Regions from separate parts of the Mus musculus genome. Here regions 2, 3 and 4 are each linked to region 1. The links are chromatin loops, found by intact Hi-C in ENCODE. Cell type or tissue: heart. All regions are shown on one strand. Region 1 holds the start of Ndufa13 (NADH:ubiquinone oxidoreductase subunit A13). Region 2 holds the start of Slc25a42 (solute carrier family 25, member 42). Region 3 has its middle 22 kb from the start of Gatad2a. Region 4 holds the start of Nr2c2ap (nuclear receptor 2C2-associated protein).

Evidence for each region. Hi-C counts contacts between places; a loop is a spot of excess contacts. Peaks named below come from ENCODE experiments on the same cell type or tissue, not always from the same donor. Only the 100,000 strongest peaks of a DNase experiment are listed, where the experiment ranks them.
Region 2: it touches region 1 in a loop (2.2-fold over the local background); 3 of 42 quality-filtered maps call a loop at or near these places.
Region 3: it touches region 1 in a loop (2.3-fold over the local background); 21 of 42 quality-filtered maps call a loop at or near these places.
Region 4: it touches region 1 in a loop (2.1-fold over the local background); 7 of 42 quality-filtered maps call a loop at or near these places.

The regions. Positions count from the first base shown.
Region 1 is chr8:69,900,488-69,902,987 of GRCm38, forward strand. Ndufa13 (NADH:ubiquinone oxidoreductase subunit A13) reads right to left here and starts at 1,533. Exons shown (of 5, transcript NM_001382215.1): 1 at 1,450-1,533; 2 at 1,055-1,245. The coding sequence starts at 1,148. Tssk6 (testis-specific serine kinase 6) reads left to right here and starts at 1,697. Exons shown (of 1, transcript NM_032004.2): 1 at 1,697-2,500. The coding sequence starts at 1,821. In heart, a CTCF peak has its summit at 1,073; a DNase peak (open chromatin) is centred at 1,224; H3K4me3 peaks cover 2,500 bases; H3K27ac peaks cover 2,462 bases.
Region 2 is chr8:70,210,853-70,213,352 of GRCm38, forward strand. It overlaps Slc25a42 (solute carrier family 25, member 42), which reads right to left and starts at 1,429. Exons shown (of 8, transcript NM_001007570.2): 1 at 1,376-1,429. In heart, a CTCF peak has its summit at 1,370; a DNase peak (open chromatin) is centred at 1,739; H3K4me3 peaks cover 2,283 bases; H3K27ac peaks cover 2,017 bases.
Region 3 is chr8:69,994,960-69,997,459 of GRCm38, forward strand. It overlaps a transcript of Gatad2a not described here. Among named protein-coding and RNA genes, the nearest start is that of Gatad2a, 22 kb to the left of the region's middle. In heart, CTCF peaks have their summits at 1,388 and 1,736; a DNase peak (open chromatin) is centred at 1,602; H3K4me3 peaks cover 2,378 bases; H3K27ac peaks cover 2,225 bases.
Region 4 is chr8:70,129,867-70,132,366 of GRCm38, forward strand. Rfxank (regulatory factor X-associated ankyrin-containing protein) reads right to left here. Exons shown (of 9, transcript NM_011266.2): 9 at 940-2,500. Nr2c2ap (nuclear receptor 2C2-associated protein) reads left to right here and starts at 1,461. Exons shown (of 5, transcript NM_001025586.2): 1 at 1,461-1,733; 2 at 2,052-2,142. The coding sequence starts at 1,696. In heart, a CTCF peak has its summit at 1,328; a DNase peak (open chromatin) is centred at 1,385; H3K4me3 peaks cover 1,280 bases; H3K27ac peaks cover 1,092 bases.

The DNA.
Region 1 (2,500 bases):
ATCTCTCTCTTCTTCTAGGGTGAGATGGGATCATGTAGTCCAGGTTGATCTATGTAGCCCAGGATGACCCTAACCATCAATCCGTTTTGCTTCAGCATCCAAAATGCTGAGATGATGGGTGTGCACCACCAAGTCCTGTTTATGCAGTGCCAGGGGTGCGACCTAGGGCTTTGAAAGGCTAGGCAGGCACTCTACCAATTGGGCCCCAGTTGCTAACTACTGTATTTCTGTAACTCTGAGCACTGACAGTGGGGACTTTAACTTTCTTCATATTCTTTTCCTGTTGAAATCGATAATAAAATTCTAAATGTTACTTAAAACACTTTTAAAAACTTAAAAACACAGCCTGGTGGGCACATGCCTGTCATCCTGGTACTATGAAGGCATAGAGTTGGGGTGTTCATAATTTCAGGCTGGCCTGGGCTCCACGAAAGCCGGTGGGGGTGGGGGCTGGGGGTGGGCAGAGAATGCCAGAAGAGGAACCAGCACTAGGGAGGCTAGAGTTTAAGACTAGCCTTCTATGCTATGTTACAATCAACACACATCTTGCCTTGGGTGGACCTGTCTGTCATCCCAGCAATCCATTGGCAAAGGCAGGGTCGCCACGAGTTTGAGGCCAGCCTGGGCTATATAGTAAGTCCCTATCTGCAAAAAAAAAAAAAAAAAAAAAAAAAAAAAAAAATTTAAAAACATTAAAAAAAAAATACGTATAACGGTGCATACCTATGAGCATAGCCTTCGGAAGTGAAGGCAAGAGATCAGGAGTTCTAGATCAGTCTCTGCTACGGAGTTTGAGGCCAGCCTAAAACAAAACAAAAGCCTCCAAACTCCAGGTTAGTGCTTCTCGCAGGCTTAGTTTCCAGGCCCGTGGAAGCCAGCTGGAAACTAGGGGACATGAACATTCTGGCTTCCGGGATGCTGCACTAGAAAACCAAGATTCCAACTCAGCCTCCGCTCACACTGTGCACTCTGAAGCCCGCAGGCTGCCCTCTCTCGTCTAACCGCATAACAAAAGCCTGGTCTGCGACGAACAGGACGACACTGAGACACTGACCCGACAGTCCCCGGCGGGGCAGGTTCCGCTTGTAGTCGATGGGGCCGTAGCCCCCTGGCGGGGGCATGTCCTGCTTCACCTTCGACGCCGCCATACTTGCAGGACCCGCAACTTCCGGCCACCAGCGGAAGTGAGGCAACGCGCGACCACCATTTTGAGTGTGGCGGAAGTTCCGTCACCCAGGAGGTTCCCTATAATTTGGAAGCGTTACGCTAGCCTTGCTGCGATCCGGAAGTCAGTCCCTCCTCCCTCTGGCCCTAGGCAGGGAGTAACTGTGGTCTGCATCTAGAGCTCTCTCGGGCGTGTTTCTTGCACTAAAAACCTTGGGAGTTCACCTACTTTCTTTCGTGAGCCATGGTAGCCAGGCTCGAGGCAACAGGCTGGTTCCCACCCACCTGAGCACCATCACTTCAGGGAGGGACTTGTCCTGTTCCACATCAGTGGGCAGTCTCCTCGCCAGTGACTTCTCACGAGGAACTGACCATTAAGGGCGATTGAGTCACAAAGCCTAAGAAGGGTTTAGGGAGCCCGCGGGGCGGGGGAGGGAGGGTCCCCGCCCCAAGGCCGAGTGACGCCCGCAGTCACTTCACAAGGCAGAAATTGTTACCCGGGCAATAAAAGTCATCGCGGCTGTAGGGCCTTGGGAGTGGGCACATGGGGGCACGGGGGTGCAGGTGCCAAGCACCATGGGTTAGGCCCGAGATTGGAGTCCGGCCGCCCCCCGACAGCAGCCGCCTCCTGCTCCCCGCGCGCCCCGGGCGCCACCATGTCGGGCGACAAACTCCTGAGCGAACTTGGCTATAAGCTGGGCCGCACGATAGGTGAGGGCAGCTACTCCAAGGTGAAAGTGGCCACCTCCAAGAAGTATAAAGGGACGGTGGCCATCAAGGTGGTGGACCGCCGGCGAGCGCCTCCGGACTTCGTCAACAAGTTCCTGCCTCGAGAGCTGTCCATCCTGCGGGGAGTACGGCACCCGCACATCGTACACGTTTTCGAGTTCATCGAAGTGTGCAATGGGAAGCTGTACATCGTGATGGAGGCAGCAGCCACCGACCTGCTGCAGGCAGTGCAGCGCAACGGGCGCATCCCGGGGTCGCAGGCGCGCGAACTCTTCTCGCAGATCGCGGGCGCCGTGCGCTACCTGCACGACCACCACCTGGTGCACCGCGACCTCAAGTGCGAAAACGTGCTGCTAAGCCCTGACGAGCGCCGCGTCAAGATCACGGATTTCGGTTTCGGCCGCCAGGCGCACGGCTACCCAGACCTGAGCACCACCTACTGCGGCTCGGCCGCGTATGCGTCACCTGAGGTGCTCCTGGGCATCCCCTACGACCCTAAGAAATACGACGTGTGGAGCCTGGGCGTTGTGCTCTACGTCATGGTCACCGGGTGCATGCCCTTCGACGACTCGGACATTGCTGGCCTACCCCGGCGCCAGAAGCGCGG
Region 2 (2,500 bases), 310 kb after region 1:
GAGCCTGCTGCAGCGTTTGAGGGCTTCAGACTTCTGGTTGGTGAACTGGGATGCTCTGAGCATCAGGCTGAGGAGATTATTCTAAGTCCAGAAATGACTCAAAAGCTGTCCAGCCCTGAGATTTTTGTTTGTTATTGGTCTTTGAGACAGGGCCTCTGAGTAGCCCAGGCTGGACATGAACTCCAGATCCCCCTGCTGAGATGATAAGTGTGTACCCCCACACCTGGTTTCTCTGGTGCTAGGAATGGAACCCCCAACTTCAAACAAGCACTCTACCAACTCCACTCCCGTCTATGCACTGTTTGCTCATTAGTTTTCTTTCCTTTCTTTTTGTGAAACAAGGTCTTAAACAGACCAGGCTACTCAAATTCACTGTGTGTAGCCAAGGTAACCTTGAACTTCTGATCCTACCTCTACCTGTTCAGTGCACAGATGACTCATAACATCATGCTGTGTCAAGAAGTGATTTTATATGCATATACATATACATATTGTGGTGTGTGTGTGTGTGTGTGTGTGTGTGTGTGTATTTACGTGTGTGCCACAGAGCCCATGTAGAGATCAGAGGACAACTTTTGGCAGTTCCCAAAAACTCAGTTTGCTGAGCCATCTCACCTGACCTCAAGCACTCTTTATAAAAGTTCAAGGACAACCTGGGTTACAGTGCAAGACTTTGACTCCAAAACTAATCAATAAATAAATACAATAAAATGAAATGCTAGAAATAAATTTAAAAGCCCTGTTAAAGCAATAACAGACCAGGTGGTACCCCACACTTTTAATCCTGGCACTTGGGAGGCAGGGGCAGGGAGATCTCTGTGAGTTCCAGACCAGCTGGCTCTACACAGTGAAACACGGTTTCCAAAACCAAGCCACCACTCGCACTACACGGGGGACGAAAATAAAAAATTTAAAACCACAAGTTAGGTGGACTTTGCTTTGGGAGTGAAGCGATGGTTGCGCGACAGGGACGGGGAGAGGCACGCAGGTGCACGTGTGTAGCAGCCGCGTCCGGGTGGCACCCGAAGCTTGCACCCGAAGCGTCCACCCGGGTTCCAAAGGAAGGACACGCAGCGGGCTGAGGAAGATCAGGTCTGCGAGGCACGCATGTTGGGTGCGTAAGCGGCCACCTTGGCCTCACAGGGGTTGTCACTCTCAGGGCAGCTCGGTGTGAAATTAGGGTTCGGCCTGGCCGTGGGGACCCCGAGGACGCGCGAAACACAGGGTGTGTGAGGGGATCTGTCACCTCTCCACGCTCGCGACACTGCTGTCACAACGAAACGGCCCCATGCCGCGCTTCCTCCCAGCCCGGGCCGCGAGAACCCCGCCACCCCGCGTCGCCCCTTGGCGCCTGCACTCCTTGGGTCGCGCTCACCTGCCCGGACGCGTCGCCGCTGCTGCCGCTACTGCCTCAGCCGCCTCAGCCGCTGCAGCCCCGCCTCGCGCGGGCCCTAAGCTCGAGGCCGGGAGGGGCCCAGGCCCTGCCGCCATTGGTCACGCCCTGTCCAATCAGCGCTGGAGACGGCAAGAATTGGTAAGCATGGCACAGACGGGCATCCTTTTTAACCAATCGCTAAAGGAAGGGGCGAGGCTACATGGAGGGGCGGCCCTGGTTCTTCTGAGCGTTCTACACCGGGTACAAGGCGGAGAGGCCTGGTGGGGGGCGTTCAAGAATTGGAACCCGCAGAAAATGGGCAGAGCTTCCGGCCAATTGCCAAGGGGTATAGGCGGAGCTAAGAGGAAAGGCGGCTCTTGGTTTCTGAGAATTCGGGGCACAAGGAGACAGAAGCGAGGATTGGATTCTGCAGAAAACAAGCAACGCTTTGGGCCAATAACTGAAGGGAGGGGGCGGGGCCTGGAAACAGCCCTCTTAGCCAATCGCTGAAGAGCAAGGTCAGCGCTCTGAGTAAGCTGGCGCGCTGGGCAAGGGCGAAGCTCGAGGATCGGAGGGTGTAGCCCGGAGGGCAACGATGATTGACTGCGACACTAAAGATGTACAGGTCCTGGGACCAATCGCAGAAGCTGTAGGCGGTGCATCTTCCAGGGGTGGGCGCGCTAGGTACAGACCATAACTATCTTGTCTGCCCTGGATGATCTAGTATGTTCCGCGCAGACTCCTCAGGTTCCCATGGCGCTCAGAAGCTTTACTCTTTCCTGAATTTAGACTTTGACAGTTGAAACACTCTTGGTTAATTCTCAGCCCGTCCCTCCTTTACTGTTCCCCTGCCGATGATACAAAGGGCAGAAACTCAGATCACTCAGCCTTCCTCTGCTACTTGAGTTCATGTGCAAAACATGGGAAGCAAAAGTGCAATCCTGCTGACGTGATCTGACTTTCAGAAAGTGACGTCTCTGGGTCCAAGCTTTATCCTTTACGAGATCTTATGACATCCCTGTGTTTGTGGTAACTGGTGAATTAACCAAACAATAAATACAACCACATGTCAAAGGGAACACAGAGAGGTCAAGCTCTTTGACCAAGGTTACAGAGCACTTTAGC
Region 3 (2,500 bases), 94 kb after region 1:
AAGAAAGAAGTCACTCAAAATAAGGACAGAAAACCAAGGAGAGAATTTCAGAGAGAGGATCTGTCAAAAAAAAAAAAAAAAAAAAAAAAAAAGGAAAAACAGGAGAAACAACCTCCCCAGAAAATTGTGGGAGGAGGTTCCCCGAGAGGCAGGGTGATCTCAGAAACATCCTCCATAGAAGAGGTCCTCAGAAAGATAGTGTCTCCTAAGGGAAGTGGAACCTTCCTGAGGGAGGCAAGAAATCCCAGAAAGGAAGGGGGGCCACTCATCAGACAAAAAGCTACCTATTACAGAAGCAAGGGGGTGCAGCCAAACACCCTGGAAAGGAGGGGTAGCTCCAGAGAATGACTACAGACCCTCAAAGAGGCAGGGTACATCTCGGGGTAAGGGTCTCAGAAATAGGGGATCCCCTCGGGAACGTAGAAGGTCTGAAATAGGGTTCCTCTCAATACGGAAGATGTACCAGAGAGACTCCCCTGAGAGAGTTGAAAGCTCTCTCAAAAAGAGGTTCGCCCTCAAATAGGAGTTCACAGGGGGGAGCAGAGGGAGGATGCAGATAAACAAGGGTCCCTCAGGTTAGATTCCTCAGCAAAGTTGAGTCAGAAAAAGCAGTGCCCCCTCGGAAAGGGGCCACTCTCAGAAACACAAGATCCCCCTTTCTAAGGTACTCGCGGAAATGCAGGGGTTCGCGAGAGAAGGAGCACCCTCAGAGAGGTGAGGTGCTATAAAGAAAGGGCACCTTCAGACACTAATTCCTCTAAAAAGAGGGTGCTCTCAAACAAGGAGTACCCCAGAAAAGGGCACTCTCAGACCCGAGGGGCTCCTCGACACAGAAGGGGTGCTCTCAGAGACAGGGGGCCTTCAGACGCAGGTTCCCTAAAGAGTCCAGTAGGGAAACGCACTAGCCCGGCCAAGCGGAAGCCGGGGGAGCCCGGGGCACCGGAAGCTGGGGACCCCAGCAGCGGCGCCTGCCCCGCACTCACCGAAGTTGCTCGGCTCCGCGCGATCGGCAGCTGGGCCCCAGGCCAACCTCAGGCAGAGCGCTCGGGTCCGGTCTGGTCGCGTCCCACGGCGACGGCTCCCTCGGGTGGCGCCTGAGGCGGCGGTGGCGACAGGACGACGGACGACCGACGGACCGACTGCGCGGGCGGCGCGGGGCGCGCTCAGGCAGCGAGGGTGCGCGTGCGCGCGCCGGGGCGCTGACCCCGGGCGGAAGGAGCTGCCGCGGCGCGCTCAGAGCCGCCGCTCGGTCTCACCGCTCCTTCTCTCACTGAAATTGCCCGCTTCACAGCCCGGCTTCCCCGGTTGCTAGGCAGATTTTGCCTCTCACACTTCCGGGTTGATGCACGTCTCTCCGAGTGGCGGCGCCGCAGGCCAATGAAGTCTGGCCGGGGCACTCAAGATCGGCACCCCACGAGGGGTGTGGCCAGCCTCAGGACAGACAGTTATCAGCAGCCAATGAGCGCGTTGGCCGGCTGGCCCTCCGGATCGCTCCGGTGGCTGGGACGGGCCTAGGGGGCGGGACAGGATGACTGACAGACGAGCATCCAATGGGAGAATGGAGCGGGTTCCAGAGCCAGTCAACTCGCCATCGGGGAGGGATTTAGGTTTGGGGCGGGAATGCCGTGAGGGGTGCGGTCTTGGAGGACACGTCAATTCGTGGCCCGCTTGCTGGGACCTTGGAGGGCGGTTCGACTGGGCTACCGGGCGGCCAACAACTGGCTGAGCTGAGGGTTCCCCGCTGTGCTCAGCAGGGGCGCCCCACCCACAATGCGCCGGAGGCTGTCGGGCCTGGACAGGCGCCTCTGAGTAGTCCTCAAGTGACTGGTGACTTGGCTTGGTTCCCATGGGCGCTGGGGCTCCTAGGTTCTTCTAGTGGAGGCCTGGTCCTGTCCGTGGCCCTGACCGCCGCCACCTTCTGAAGAGCGTCCGGGGATGCGTCCCCGGCCCGTTCGGAGGAGAACCTTCAGGTTCGCATCGCTGGTCCGGTTCTGAGGACGCCTTCGGCGATCTCGATCTTCACCTACTTTTCTGAGAATTGTGGCGGGATTCAGCATCCCTAAATCTCCTGAATGCTACTGGGATGCGTGCAACTCTCTGAATGGAAGCCCCACCTCAACCCTTTAGATCTAGATCACTTGCTTTCACACCTAGAGGAGAGATCTGGAGCTGGAGCAGCCCTAGATTTCCCCTCACCCTTTACTCAAGTTGTAGCCATTTACCTCCAACAACAACTCCTCCTTCTCATTATGTATCTCTGGATGGCCTGAAACTTAGAACTCTCACAGCTATTTGCCCGCCTCTCTCTGCCTTCTGAGCTCTTTCGGCTTTATTTTGTTTGGTTTGGGGGAGGGAGGGGTCCTTTATTATTTAGCATTTATTGTATTTATTGGGTTTGATGTGCATGCCATGACAAGCATGTTTAAGTCAGAGGATAGCTTGAAGGCGTTAGGCCTCCTTTTCTTTCTTTCTTTCTTTCTTTCTTTCTTTCTTTCTTTCT
Region 4 (2,500 bases), 230 kb after region 1:
GCAAGGAAGGCCCTGCATTTCTGGGCTGGCAGGGCATCCCTCCTGATGTGACCCAGTTACCCTGCCAGGCCTGCTTCCTGGGGCGGACTTAGGAGACACCGGTGGGATGCTAAGGAACCCTCTGGCGCTCACAGAAAGAGGAAAGATCAGAGGCCATTCAACCCAGAGGCTGCTCTGTCTTGGGAGTCTTCATTCAGAGAGCAGGCTGGGGTTCCACCCTCTCCCCAAAGCTGCTGCAGACCAGTGGGAAGTGGCTCCCTAGCTCTCATTCAAACCTGTTGTCTGTGTCACCTGATTCTATGTTTTTGCTAATCCCTGGCCTGGAACTCTTTCTCTTCCAGAAAGCCCTTCCTTTAGAAAGTCTCCCTGCTTCTTCAGTCTCTTTGTTCCTGTGACTCATCCCTGAACCCATGATGTTTGGGGTGTCTATGTCTGGTTTTGTTTGCTCCCACTGGGACACACTCCTCTGCATCCTCTGAAATCCACCTTACACCATTCTTTGACCAAGTCTTCCATAACATGTTAGGAAAGCATTCGCTGAGAGACTGATTTATCCTTCGCGCTGGTGATGGGACCCAGTGCCTTGCACTTTCTGGGCAGCCTGCTATTGAGCTCCTTAGCTGAGGAGATGGCTCAGTTGGTAAAGTAGCTGACCCTGATGACTCAAATGCAATCCCCAGGACCCATGCGGTGAAAGGAGAAAGCTAACTCCTACACGTTATGCTCTAACTTCCACATATTAATAAAAGTAATACAAAAAGTAGACTCTGGAAAATGTTTGAGAGCACTTCCTGTTCTCGCAGAGGACCTACAGTCGGTTTCCAGCAGCCTCACTGGAAGTGGTGGTACAGGAGATCCCATGTTCTCTTCTGGATGGACAATTACCAGACATGTATAGTATACAAACACTCAAGCAAAACACTCATTACACATTAAAGTGTTTTTAATTAAAAAATATACTTTAATCCCAATACGGGGCGTGAAGGTGCATGCCTTTAATCCCAGGGCTCAGGAGGCAGAGGCAGGAGGATTTCTGGGAGTCTAGGCGGCCATTACCTGCGAGGCAAATTCCGGGCAGCCAAATCTACACGAGACCCTGTCTCAAAAATATATTAGGCAGATCTGCTACTGTCCATGTTAGCATGAAACGTAAGCCCTGCAGGAGATGGATTTAGGGTCGGAGCAGGACGCAAGGGCTGGGGGTGACTGATGCACCCAGTAGCACGGCCTCTTCAACATTTATTTTGGCCTCTTTGGAAGGCAATGGGGTGCAGGGCTCCCAAGCTGCATCCACGGCGAGCAAGGCCTTCTGCAGGTAGACATGATCACAGGAAGGCCATGGGAACATTTTGTAGCCACTAGGTGTGTAGTTCAACAGAACCAGAAACCTCAGTGTGAGGGCCCTTTAAGAGGCGAAGGGGAGGTGCCATAAACCCCGCCCCGGCCCCGCGAACGGAACAGTGTCTGTGTAGCACTGCGCGTGCGCTATCCGCACGCGGTTCCGGGTTCGTAGATCTGCAGAGCCGCTGGGGCTCGGTTGGTTTAGAAAGCTGCTTTTAGTGTTCCTCCGGTTCCCAGATCGCCCACCTTGTCATATAGAGGTGGCCGGGGGTAGGGAGTGTGGCCGCTAGATCAAGTTGGGAGTGGCAGCGCCGGGCTTCGAACTCGCGTTCCGCGAGTCATCCTAGAACTGTGATGACTCAGTCTTTGGTTTGTCCGGACACTGTGAGCAGGTGAGACTCAGTGTAGATCTGGGCGCGGGGGCGGAAGAACTGGGAGCTGAGTTGTGGAGACGAGGCCCAGATGGCAGCTAGCTGGGGTCCAGAATCAGGAACCTGGAGCAGCCTGGGGGCGGAGCCAGGTGGTAGAGTCCCGTGGTTTAAGTGGTGTGTTGCCTGGTGCATCTGTTCCCTGGCTGGGGGTGCGGTCTGGTAGTTAAGTTCCTGGCTGTTGGTAGCAGAGTTCTTGGGTGTGGGGCCGGCCGGCCTGGTGGGTGGCTCACAGCAAGGATGTCCAAGTGTTGAGGCCCCTAACCTGGTCCTGTCCTGCAGGGTCAGTTCTGTGCTCAATCGCAACAGCCGGCAATTTGGAAAGAAACATCTTTTTGACCAGGATGAAGAGACGTGCTGGAACTCTGACCAGGTGAGGTGCTTCTATACCCCTTCATTCCAAGTGTAGGGGTGTAGAAGATGCAAGGTTACAGGGTGCCTTGAGATCTCTGGGGAGACTAGAAAGCACAGTGTGCTTGTACCCTTCCTGTGCTGGCCGTGGCAGTGACACTTGAAAGATGAACAGACAAAAAACAAACAAACAAAAAAGGCGGGCAGTGGTGGCACACGCCTTTAATCCCAGCACTTGGGAGGCAGAGGCAGGTGGATCTCTGAGTTCGAGGCCAGCCTGGTCTACAAAGTGAGTTCCAGGACAGCCAGAGCTACACAGAGAAACCCTGTCTTGGGGAAAAAAAAAAGAAAGAAAGATGAACAGAACATCATAGGGCCCT